2 separate regions of the Homo sapiens genome follow, and region 2 is linked to region 1. The links are chromatin loops, found by intact Hi-C in ENCODE. Cell type or tissue: K562. All regions are shown on one strand. Each heading gives the region's core, and the rest is flanking DNA. Links, peaks and the distances in the headings are about the cores only. Region 1 has its middle 11 kb from the start of KIFC1. Region 2 overlaps SYNGAP1 (synaptic Ras GTPase activating protein 1).

The links. Peaks named below come from ENCODE experiments on the same cell type or tissue, not always from the same donor. Only the 100,000 strongest peaks of a DNase experiment are listed, where the experiment ranks them.
Region 2: a loop joins it to region 1, with 1.8 times the contacts of the local background. A loop is called at or near these places in 2 of 110 quality-filtered maps.

Annotation. Positions count from the first base shown.
Region 1 is chr6:33,378,354-33,383,353 of GRCh38, forward strand. No RefSeq gene overlaps it. Among named protein-coding and RNA genes, the nearest start is that of KIFC1, 11 kb to the right of the region's middle. In K562, for the core only: no CTCF peak of the experiment used is centred there; a DNase peak (open chromatin) is centred at 2,278.
Region 2 is chr6:33,423,664-33,429,627 of GRCh38, forward strand. SYNGAP1 (synaptic Ras GTPase activating protein 1) reads left to right here. Exons shown (of 19, transcript NM_006772.3): 3 at 2,135-2,240. Among named protein-coding and RNA genes, the nearest start is that of SYNGAP1, 6.6 kb to the left of the region's middle. RefSeq lists enhancers at 1,717-2,259, 5,409-5,964. In K562, for the core only: CTCF peaks have their summits at 2,417 (motif pointing left) and 3,988; DNase peaks (open chromatin) are centred at 1,658, 2,218, 2,338, 4,438 and 2 weaker places; H3K4me3 peaks cover 3,546 bases.

The DNA of each region.
Region 1 (5,000 bases), core at 1-5,000:
GACTACAGGCACGCACCACCACATCAGGCTCAGAAGATCACTTTTAATTAGCAAACGGCTCACTAGCAAGATTTGAAAAACTTCAAAAAGCTAAGTATAACTCTCAAATCGAATGCATTTTTACTTTGCACATACTGTTCTCAAGATTCTGGCATCCAAGAAAAAAAAAATAATACTTCTCCTAGGGCTAATAAATTTGTAAAGACTTGCTATTACATGACTTGTTTCAAATGTTTGCAGCATATTGTTTATATAAATTATAATGGTTTCCGTGAAATTTAATAATGGTTCAAAATTTGTATCATTTGAGATAAGTGAGGCATCAGTGAATTTACTATGCTTTTCCCACGTTGTGTTATATTCAAAGACAAAAATCTATGGCTAGGTATGGTGGCATACGCCTGTAGTCCCAACTACTCCTCAGACTGAGGCGAGAGAATCGCTTGAACCTGGGAGGCAGAGGTTGCAGTGAGCTGAGATCGTGCCACTGCACTCCAGCCTGGGTGACAGAGCAAGACTTTATCTCAAAAATTTAAAAATAGGCCGGGAGCAGTGGCTCACACGTGTAATCCCAGCACTTTGGGAGGCCGAGGCAGGCGGATCACGAGGTCAAGAGATTGAGATCATCCTGCCCAACCTGGTGAAACCCCGTCTTTACTAAAAATACAAAAATTAGCAGGGCATTGTGGTTCGCACCCGTGGTCCCAGCTACTCAGAAGGCTGAGGCAGGAGAATCGCCAAGATCACGCCACTGCACTCTGGCCTAGGCGACAGAGCAAGACTCCATCTCAAAAAAAAAAAAAAAAAAAAATAGAAACACAGTGGCTCACACCAGTCAGTAATCCCAGCACTTTGGGAGGCCAAGGCAGGTGGATCACGAGATCAAGAGTTCGAGACCAGCCTGACCAACTTGGCAAAACCCCATCACAAAAAACAAACAAACAAAAAAACTCTCGGCAAAACAGAGCAAGGCTCCATCTCAAAAAAAAAAAAAAAAAAAAAAATTAGCCAGGCGCGATGGCGGTTGCCTGTAATACCAGCTACTCAAGAGGCTGAGGCAGGAGAATCACTTGAACCCGGGAGCTGGAGGTTGCACTGAGCTGACATCGCACCATTGCACTCCAGCCTGGGTGACAGAGCGCGACTCTGTCTCAAAAAAAAAAAAAAGAAAGTGATCACATTTTGGGAATGCATTGACTATACCCTAAAAAGCTCAGGAGAATATACAGTTGAGGCTGGGTGTGATGGCTAACGCCTGTAATCCCAGCACTTTGGGAGGGCGAGGCAGGTGGATCACCTGAGGACAGGAGTTTAAGACCAGCCTGGCCAACATGGTGAAACCCCATCTCTACAAAAATACAAAAATTAGCCGGGCATGATAGTGGGTGCCTGTAATCCCAGCTATTTGGGAGGCTGAGGCAGGAAAATCGCTTGAACCCGGGAGGCGGAGGCTGCAATGAGCCGAGATGGCGCCATGGCACTCCAGGCTGGGTGACAGAGCGAGACTCCGTCTTGAAAAAAATGACATCACTATACTTCACATGGGCTCATTTATTGTCATTATTATTATTATTTTTTGAGACAGAGTCTCACTCTGTCGCCCAGGCTGGAGTGCAGAGGTGTGATCTCGGCTCACTGCAACCTCCACCTCCCGGGTTCAAGTGATTCTCCTGCCTCAGCCTCCTGAGTAGCTGAGACTACAGGTGCCCGCCACCACGCCCAGCTAATTTTTTGTATTTTTAGTAGAGACCGGGTTTCACCATATTGGCCAGGATGGTCTTGATCTCTTGACCTCGTCATCCGCCCGCTTCGGCCTCCCAAAGTGCTGGGATTACAGGTGTGGCGCTCATGTATTTTGTAATATATTTTCTTTTCTTCTTTCTTTTTTTTTTTTTGTGTGTGTCTGTGTGTGTGTGTGTAGAGGCATGGTCTAAATATGTTGCCTGGGCTAGTCTCAAACTCCTGGGCTTAAGTAATCCACCCACTTTAGCCTCCTAAAGTGTTGGGATTACAGGCATGAGCCATTGTGCCCAGCCTGTTATAGACTTTAAAATAAATTTGTTTATGTATTTGCTTATACCCTGCACACCCTAAGTGCAGTGTAGCCTCAACATGTCCAAGCAGAGCCCTTGACCTTCTCCACAAAACTCCTCCTCTTTTGGTGCCTGTCTCCCTGTGACTGACTTTGCCAGCCACCCAGTTGCTCAAGCCAAAAATCTGACATTCTCCCTCCAACTACCTTCTCTGCTCGCCCCACCCATTTCATGTCTTATCCATCTCCAGGTCCTGCTGGTTCTGCCTGTTAAGAACCTTCCACATCTCTGACCTCTCTGCATCTTCACAACTACACTTTTGTTCAGGTCCTCTTGCCTCTTGCCTGGATGACTACAGTGGTGTCCTAACTATCTTTCCTCATCCTCACCCAATTACTGCCAATCTATTCTCCATTTTGTAGCTAGCGTGTTCTTTCAAAAATGCAAATACCTTCACATCACTGCCTAAATTAAAGAGCACCCCCTCTCATTGCTGAAGTGTAAAGTCCCATGATCTGATATGTTCCCTTATCAACTAACAAGGGCCCTACAGTTAAGAAAACCAAAGTTACTTCTGGCTGGGAGTGGTGGCTCATGCCTGTAATCCCAGCACTTTGGGAGGCTGAGGCGGGTGGATCATGAGGTCAGGAGTTCAAGATCAGCCTGACCAACATGGTGAAACCCTGTCTCTACTAAAAGTACAAAAAATTAGCTACGCATGGTGGCGGGCGTCTGTAATCCCAGCTACTCAGGAGGCTGAGGCAGAGAATTGCTTAAACCTGGGAGGCGGAGGTTGCAGTGAGCCGAGATCGCACCACTGCACTCCAGCCTGGGCGACAGAGGGAGACTCCATCTCAAAAAAAAAAAAAAAGAAAAGAAAAAAAGAAAACTAAAGTTACCTACAGGTAGAGGGTTCAGAGTCTGGCTGGCATGGCAAATTTCTAAATTCCTATGGCTATAAGAAAAGCCATAGTCTTACTATAAACTCTCTAACAATAGGGAGTTAGGAGCTATCAGACCCCTCTTAACTATGATTTACAACCCAGATCACTACAACTCCGAGTAGACGAAGGACAGGCCTTCCAAACATTCTGTTTTTATTTTATTTTATTTTATTTTATTTTTTTGAGACGGAGTCTCACTCTGTCGCCAGGCTGGAGTGCAGTGGTGCGATCTTGGCTCACTGCAACCTCTGCCTCCCGGGTTCAAGTGATTCTCCTGCCTCAGCCTCCTGAATAGCTGGGACTACAGGTGTGCCACCATGCCCGGCCAATTTTTTTTGTATTTTCAGTAGAGATGGGGTTTCACCATGTTGGTCAGGCTGTTCTTGAACTCCTGACCTCAGGTGATCCACCAGCCTTGGGCTCCCAAAGTGCTGGGACTACAGGCGTTAGCCACCATGCCTGGCTGAATGTGATCGCCTTCAATGATGGCAGCACCCCTACATTTTACACAGGACCACCAGTAGGGTGGATAGGTGAGCGGCCTGTAGGTGGAATGAGAAGGGCAGTCCCTTTCTTTTCCTTCTTTTTTTAGTAGAGAAGTGGTCTCACTATGTTGCCCAGGCTGATGCTGAATTCCTGGTCTCAAGCAATCCTCCCACCTTGGCCTTCCAAAGTGCTGGGATTATAAGGGTAAGCCACTGCACCAGGCCAAGCAGTCACTTTGACATAAAGAAAGTCCATCCCTTGACCAGCACAGCTAACCTGGGAGAGCAGAAGGTCAGCACATCAATTGAAGAGAAGAGAGGACATTAATGGGAAGAGCCTGTTGGGTTGTGGAACAACCTTCCTGAAAGCTTTGAGAGGAGATAGGCAGAGCTATTCCCAGAGGACAATCTGGCATGTAGCACAGAGGCTGTGGAGTGGATGGGATGACTTTCCTGGGTGCCAGTGAAGCATGTGGCGCGACACCATCAGTGAGGGACACACAGGACGAAGGACTCCTTTGACTACCTGCCACTCTAAGGTAACAGAGATACCACCACAGTTGGAACACAAAGAATGGGGGCGGGGGAGCCATCACTAGGACCCACACATACAGCTCAAGCTTAAGGGTCAAAGTGGACCAGCCGGTAGCCCAATCATGTGCGATCCATAAAAGAAATACCTCTCTGCTAGCAGAATTGATCCTACAAGGCTACAGAACCCCATGAGCGCCCAATGGGAGCGAGTTCTCTGCTGGCACAGGCTGGCCCTTGGCTCTGTAGAGTGACTTAGGAAATTTCAAGGAAGATACTCCAAAGTGCAGAGTCCCTTCAAACACAGGGTCCGAGGCAGGGCCCAGGCCACTCAGGCTACTCCACGGTACTCTGTGGAGGCATAGCAACAATGTCTAGGCTGGGTGCAGTGGCTCATGCCTGTAATCCCAGCACTTTGGGAGGCCATGGAAGGCAGATGGCTTGAGTCCAGGAGTTTGAGAAATAACAGTGGCTTAAACAAGAGACAAGTGAATTTTTCCTGTAAGCAAATTCTGAGATAACCAGTCCAGGACTGGTGCAGAACTTCCAAGATTACCAGGAAGGCAAGACATTTCTAATTTGTGGTTCTTTTTTCTTTTTTTTTTTTTTTTTTTGAGATGGAGTCTCACTCTGTCGCCTAGGCTGGAGTGCAGTGGCACAATCTTGGCTCACTGCAAACTTCCCCTCCCGGGTTCAAGCGATTCTCCTGCCTCAGCCTCCCAACTCCCAAGTAGCTGGGATTACAGGCACATGCCACCACGCCCAGCTAATTTTTGTATTTTTAGTAGAGACGGGGTTTCACCGTGTTGGCCAGGCTGGTCTCAAACTCCTGACCTCAGGCGATCTGCCCTCCTTGGCCTCCCAAAGTGCTGAGATTAGAGGTGTGAGCCACCACGCCCGGTGAAGCTTGTGGTTCTTCTATTCTCAACAAATGGCATGGTTTGACGGGGAAGGGCATACTCCTTCCTTTAGGGCTCTCCCTGAAATGTGGATATATTACTTCCATT
Region 2 (5,964 bases), core at 1-5,000, 45 kb after region 1:
GGGAGAGAGACACAAAGAAGGCAGACAAAGAAGAAACATTTGCAAATGGCAGGAGGGTGGCCATTGAGACTTGGGTTGGAGTGTGACAAGAGGGGTAGTCATTCTCTCATCTTGGGCAGGGAGTCTTTGAGGGTTATGAGCTGTGTTGGGGAGGAGATGTGGTTCTGAAGATTTCGGGGGTGGGGAGGCTCCTGTTTTCACACTGTCCATATTGTAGGATAGGTTAGAATGGGGAAGGGGAACTGAAGGGTTTGGAGAAGGGGTGAAGACATGGAAGGCCCTCCCAACCAAAGCAATCCTCAGGACCCCTCTCTGCTTTGCCCACTGAGCAAGACTCCCAGTCCTTTCTCCATCAGGGGGCAGAGTGCAAGAAGAGAAATTGCAGGACGCAGAGAAAAGGCAGGGGATAGAGGAGGTTTTAGGTAGCTGGAGGATACTGGGAAAGAAGACTGAGGTCAGTGGATCTTGGCATGATGGGGTGAAGACTGGGAGAGTGATTGAGATCAAGGTTTAGAGAGACACTGAGAGGGCTTCTGCAAGGGAGTGGTTGGACATCAGGAAGGAATATAAGGGAGGGGAACTGGGAGTATGTGGAGTTATCTAAAGGAGTACAAGTGGAGTAGGGGCAGGGACTAGCCAGAGTAAAGGAGATGAAACGGACAGAGGCCTCTTATGGGAGGTGGTGGCCAGGTATGGAGATCTGAGAGCCAGGGAAGTGTGGGTTCTGATTTGGGAGCTGGGTCAGCAGGAGTGTCCATTGGAGGAAATAGAGGATAAAAACTGGAATGGTGCCCCACAAGTGTGAGTCAGGGAATGGGGGTGATTTGGGGGACAAGCTTTAAAAAATGGTAGGGTAGCCTGGAAAACCAAACGTGGTGAGAGATGGACCCTGAAAGTTATTGGGAATGGTGTGATGAGGAAGGGTTAGAATTTGAGTCAGGGCTAACTAGAGTGTCAAGGGACCTATGGGGGCAGGTGAGAGTGTGGAGAGATGGCTGGGTAGACAGCTTCCAGGCCACAGAGTAAAGTAGAGGTGTTAAGGAGAGGATATGGTGACTTTGAAAGGAGAGGTGGCTTGGGGAGTCTAAGTTTTGGACACCATTGGGAGACATTTGAGTGACTGTGGTCAAACCCCTAGATCAAGGTTTGGAGTCTGTAGGAGAAATGGGGGAAACTGGAACCCAGAGTGGGGACTGTTATAGGGATGAAGAGGGAAGACAATGGATTGGGGTAATGAAGGAATGACAGAGATAGGGACAGACTGAAGGGACCAGTGGCCAGCAAGTTGAGGGGCAATAGGAATGGCCGGTCTGGAGCAGGAAGGGCGTGTGTGTGGGAGGAGGAGTAGATAGAATTGGGAAAATGAGCAGCCTGAACAGACGCAGGGAGTTGGAATTGGATGGGTGGTGGAACTGGGGCTGGGGGATAGTGAGGGGTCTGTTCCTGTGGCTCTTTGTAGAGGTGGAGGAGACTGCAGGGGTGGAGGTGTATGGAGGTAGGGATGGAGGTGGACAGGGGGAGCTGGGTGTGAAGCTTAGGGAAAGGTGATGGCTGAGGGGAAGAAGGGAACTGAGAGATGCTGGGTCGGGTGATGGAAGGAGATGAAAGGTGGGGGAAGGTGACCAGGCCCTCTGGCGGGAGGGGAGGTTGGGTCCCAGTCTGGCCGCAAGCCGGGCCGTGGGAGGGAGACAAGCTGTGGATCCTGATTATAAATGCAGCTTCTGCTACCCCCGTGACAGGCTCGGAGGGAGAGAAGGGGGTAAGGGAGGTGGGAGGTTGGGAGGAAAGCAGGGAGAATGGAGGAACTGAAGGTCAAGGGAAAACTGGATTCAGGAAGTAGCTAACTTCTGAGGAGTTGCAGAAGAGCTGAGTAGGGTTTGGGAGAATTCTCCGGAAGGTGTTTCAAGACAAATGGAGGGAGAAAAGAGGGTGGGACGGCAAAGAATGAGAGAGAGAGACTGGGGGAGAGAAGGGAGAGATCCAGTCACCAAGTGTGGAGGGGCCGGGGCAGAAAAAGTGGGCAGGCTTAGGGGGAAAAGGAGGCCCGCCCTTCCTGGGAGGAGGCGGAGGGGGGAAGAGGGAGGGGAGGGGCGGCGTGGGCCAGGGAGGTCTGACACACCCCCACCTCCCCTAGATACACCCCCTACTGATCCGGGACCGGAGGAGCGAGTCCAGTCGCAACAAACTGCTGAGACGCACAGTCTCCGTGCCGGTGGAGGGGCGGCCCCACGGCGAGCATGGTACGGCGGCCGAGCAGGCTCTCATGACCCGGACAGGCGCGGGGAGAGGGCTGAAGATGGACCGGGCTGGCGGGGCGGGGGCGTCGGGGAGCGGCGGGAGCTGGCCGGGGGCGGGAGAAGGCGGAGACAAAGTCTTGCTTCCCGAGGGGAGATGGCGCCCTCCTCTGGAAGGTGGAGCGGGACAGGGGCTGTGGGTGAGAGGCCCCTGTGGGTCCTCGCTCGGCTTCGCTCCCTTTCTCCTCTCCAGCAGTGAAGTTTGACTATTTTCCTGGTGCTTGTAAAAATAGTCTCCTTAGATCTTTAGCTTCCAGTCCGTGTGTTCCTGCCCCTGCCCCTCCCAGCCCCTGGTCTGGGATCTTGGAAAGAATGACCTAGTTCCTGCCCTCCCCCCAGACCTCTTCCCCACCCCTATGCTCCTGATTCTTCTTCCGGACCTTCAGTCCTTGAGGTCTCCTTTTATTACCCCCTGTTTTCTCCTCTCATCAGCTGCTTCTATTTTCTGCAATTGTATCACCCTTTCTCTTTCCTCCCTGATTTCTCTTATTTTCTGTACCCCTCTTGATTACCCCGTCCCTCCCCTCTGCTCCCGGCGAAAGTCCATCAGACTCCCATCTCATCTCCTTTCTGTCTGTAGAGCTATCTGCGCGGTCTGTCTCTCCAACTCTCTCCCTCTCTCCATCTGTCTCTTCCCCTCCCTCCCCCTTTCTGCCCCCCCAACCCCCTCTTTAGTCATTTAAAAAAAGATTTTTGTCTTCCTGAGAAGTTCGCTTAAAAGGTTTCCATGGGAACAGTGAGGGGAGATGAAGGCAGAGAACAGAGATCTGCAGCCAAGGTGCAGAGAGACGCCCTCAGCCCCCGGAAACCCCCTCGTCACTGCCCCCTTCCACTTCATTTCCCTTCCCGGACCTAGCGATCCAGGTTCCCCATTCCTCCAACCCCCAGGTGACCCCTTTTTCCCACCAGCTCCCCCTCCCTTCAGGAATTCAAGCTACCAGTTTCTCTCCCTTAGAGAGCCAGTGACCTGTCCCCATCCTTTGGCTCCTTCCAGCCTTCTGATAGGTCCAGGCCCTACTAGCCTTGTGGGCCGGTTTGGGGACCTTGGGTGGGTGGGTGGGTGGTCAGGGATGTGTGTCATTGTCATGGAAACCCCATACCATCGGGGTGTGTGGGTAGCACATCTCTGTGAGGCAAAGTCAGGTGGTGGTGGAGTGTATACAGAGAATGTGTGTGATGTCTGTCACATCTGTGTGTATATGTATATGTGTGTATGTCATGTTCATGTCTGGGGAAGATGTGTGTGTTTGTGTGCATGTGTGTACACCTGCGTTTCCAGGCCAGAATGGTCACATGCTCACAGAGCATGTTTATCATGTGTCCTGTGGTTGGCAGATCTGCCCACTTATTCCCCATCTTTCTCCTTATCCTGAGTCCTCAGGGTCTAGGGGTCTCTGGCGGGGGTCTCCCGTGTGTTTTGGGTGGGGACACCGTGTGTGTTTGGAGTTGAGGTGGCATGTGGAGGTTGCTGTATTGGGGTTCAGTAGGGGCTGGGAGGGGTTCCAGGGGCATATGTATTTGGGGGGAGGGCTTAGTGAAAGTTGATGGGGGTGAACGTTTAGGGTCTTCAGGCAGACATGGAATGTGTAAAGGGCATGGAGGATGTGCAGTGGACATAGGGGTCGTTGGGACCTTGGGGACTTGGCAATGCCAAGGTGTTTGCTGAGGCTGTGGACTCTCCAGCCCGGGAGAGGTCGCCGGACCTTTGAGGGGCATTGGAATCCTGGGCTCCTCCTCTGCTGGGTGGAGCCGCGAACCCTCGTTCTCTCCGCGGTTTTGTGTGTGTGGGGGGGTCCTGCTCAGGAGGGGATGGTGGGTGGCCTGGTTTGTTTTGGGGGTCCCCTTGCCCCCCTCCCCCGTCTCTCTCGCGCTGTCTCCGGGCGACAGGGCTCGTGACAGAGGCGGCCACGGCAGCAGCGGTCGCCTAGCAACGGCGGCGGGGCCCGGGCAACGGCGGCAGCGGCGGGAGCGGCGGCGGAGGGAGCCGTTCCCGCGGCCGTCACCGCGCGGCCGTCCCGGCCGTCCCGGGCCCCGCCGCCGCCCCCACCGCGCCGGGCGGCGCGAGCCGGGCCGTACCGCCCCCTCTCCCTCCGCACCCCGCCCTTCCCCCGCGCAGGGGCGGGGCCCCTCCCCCACCGGGGACACCCCTGGCCCCCCCGGGGGGCGGTGCGAGGTAAGGGCGGGGCCGGGCGGACTAGGAGCGCGCGTAGAGGGGGGGGCGCCGCGCGCGTGGGGCGGGGGCGCGCGTGTGCGTGGGCGCGGGGAGGGGGGTGGGGAAGCCGCGGTGGCGGCGGCGGCGGCGGCAGCTGCTCCCTCCGCATGTTCTCGCTGCATCTTCCGAGTGGGGGGAGTTATGGTAACCGGAGGGGGACAGCGGAGGACGGGAGGGTCGGGGACCGGCCTCGTGCGGACAGGGTCTTGAGCACGCGGGGGCGGCCGGTGTGTGTGGGATCTTGGAGCCCCTGGTGGAAGGGGCAGCCCGTGTGTCCGCGTGTGTGTTCGTGCCCATGCTCGTGTCTCCTGTGTGTCGGTGCCATGTGCACACGGGGGCCCAGTTCCTCGTGCACACATGTGCAGCCATCCTTGTGCAAGTGTGTCCTGTCTTATCTTGCCTCTGCCTGTTTCCTGCCTAGGGGGCTGTTGGGCCAGCCACGGGCTTGTGGGGCAGTCCGCGGCCTTGCTGGTCCATGTCACCTCTGACCCTGAGCATGCATATCCCTGGCTGGGGCTCACCTCCTGTCAGGCTTCTGTGTGTGGGAATGTGTGGCCCTATGAGCAGGATTTTCTGTGTCCCTGGTGGCAGGTGTGTGTCTTTGCATGTGTGTTCCAGCACTGGCCTGAGTATCTGTGTCAATCCCAGCATGGGTGTCCAGGGCGTGTCTGGATGTGGGTGGTGTGGCTGGGGGGAGTAAGTGTGTGAATGTGTTCCTTGGAATTCTACTGTGTATGAAACACCTTTGGGCTGGGCAGGTGTAAGCCCTGCTTGGTCAGTAAGTGGGGACAGAAAAGCTTAAAAAGGGAAGAAATGGGGTAAAGAGGAAAAGTGGGGAGGGGATAGGAGAGAAGGAATGAGAGAGGCTTGAAGAAGAGAGCAGAGAGCAGCAGGCCAGGGAGAAAGAATAGCTGGAGAATGGGAATGTGGGAGAAAGCCAAGCCAGACTTAGAAGAGAGAACAGGGGATAAGAGCTTAAGATGGGGAACTGGATAGAGATGGTGGGAGAAGAAGGGGTCTGGGAGCTGGGGAGGCAGTGGGGAGGAGAGAGTCAGGCCTTCTGGTAAAGTGATCTCTGAAAGAAGAAAGGGAAGAAGATGGGAGAAGGCACTGGATTCTTGTAGGCCTTGCAGGATCAGGCTTGGTTTTGGATCAGGGAAGGCCACTCAGGCATACGGGCTGGCTCACAGTGAGGCCTGTCATAGCAGGGACTGTCATTAGAGGTTCATATCCCCAGCACAGAGCTCTGTCTCCCATTTCTCTGCTCTGTGTCCAACCCTGTTCTTCGCCCTTCTCTGGCAACCTCCCTCCTCTGGCTCCCCTTGAGAGCTGCCAGCTGGGTGTGGAGAGGAAGAAAGGCCAAAGGGAAGGTTAGGGATTTGGAGGGCAGGGGGAGATTCTGTGGGTGATGGCAAGATTAGAGATGTTGGAGGGGCAGGAGTCCAAGCCCTTGCTGTG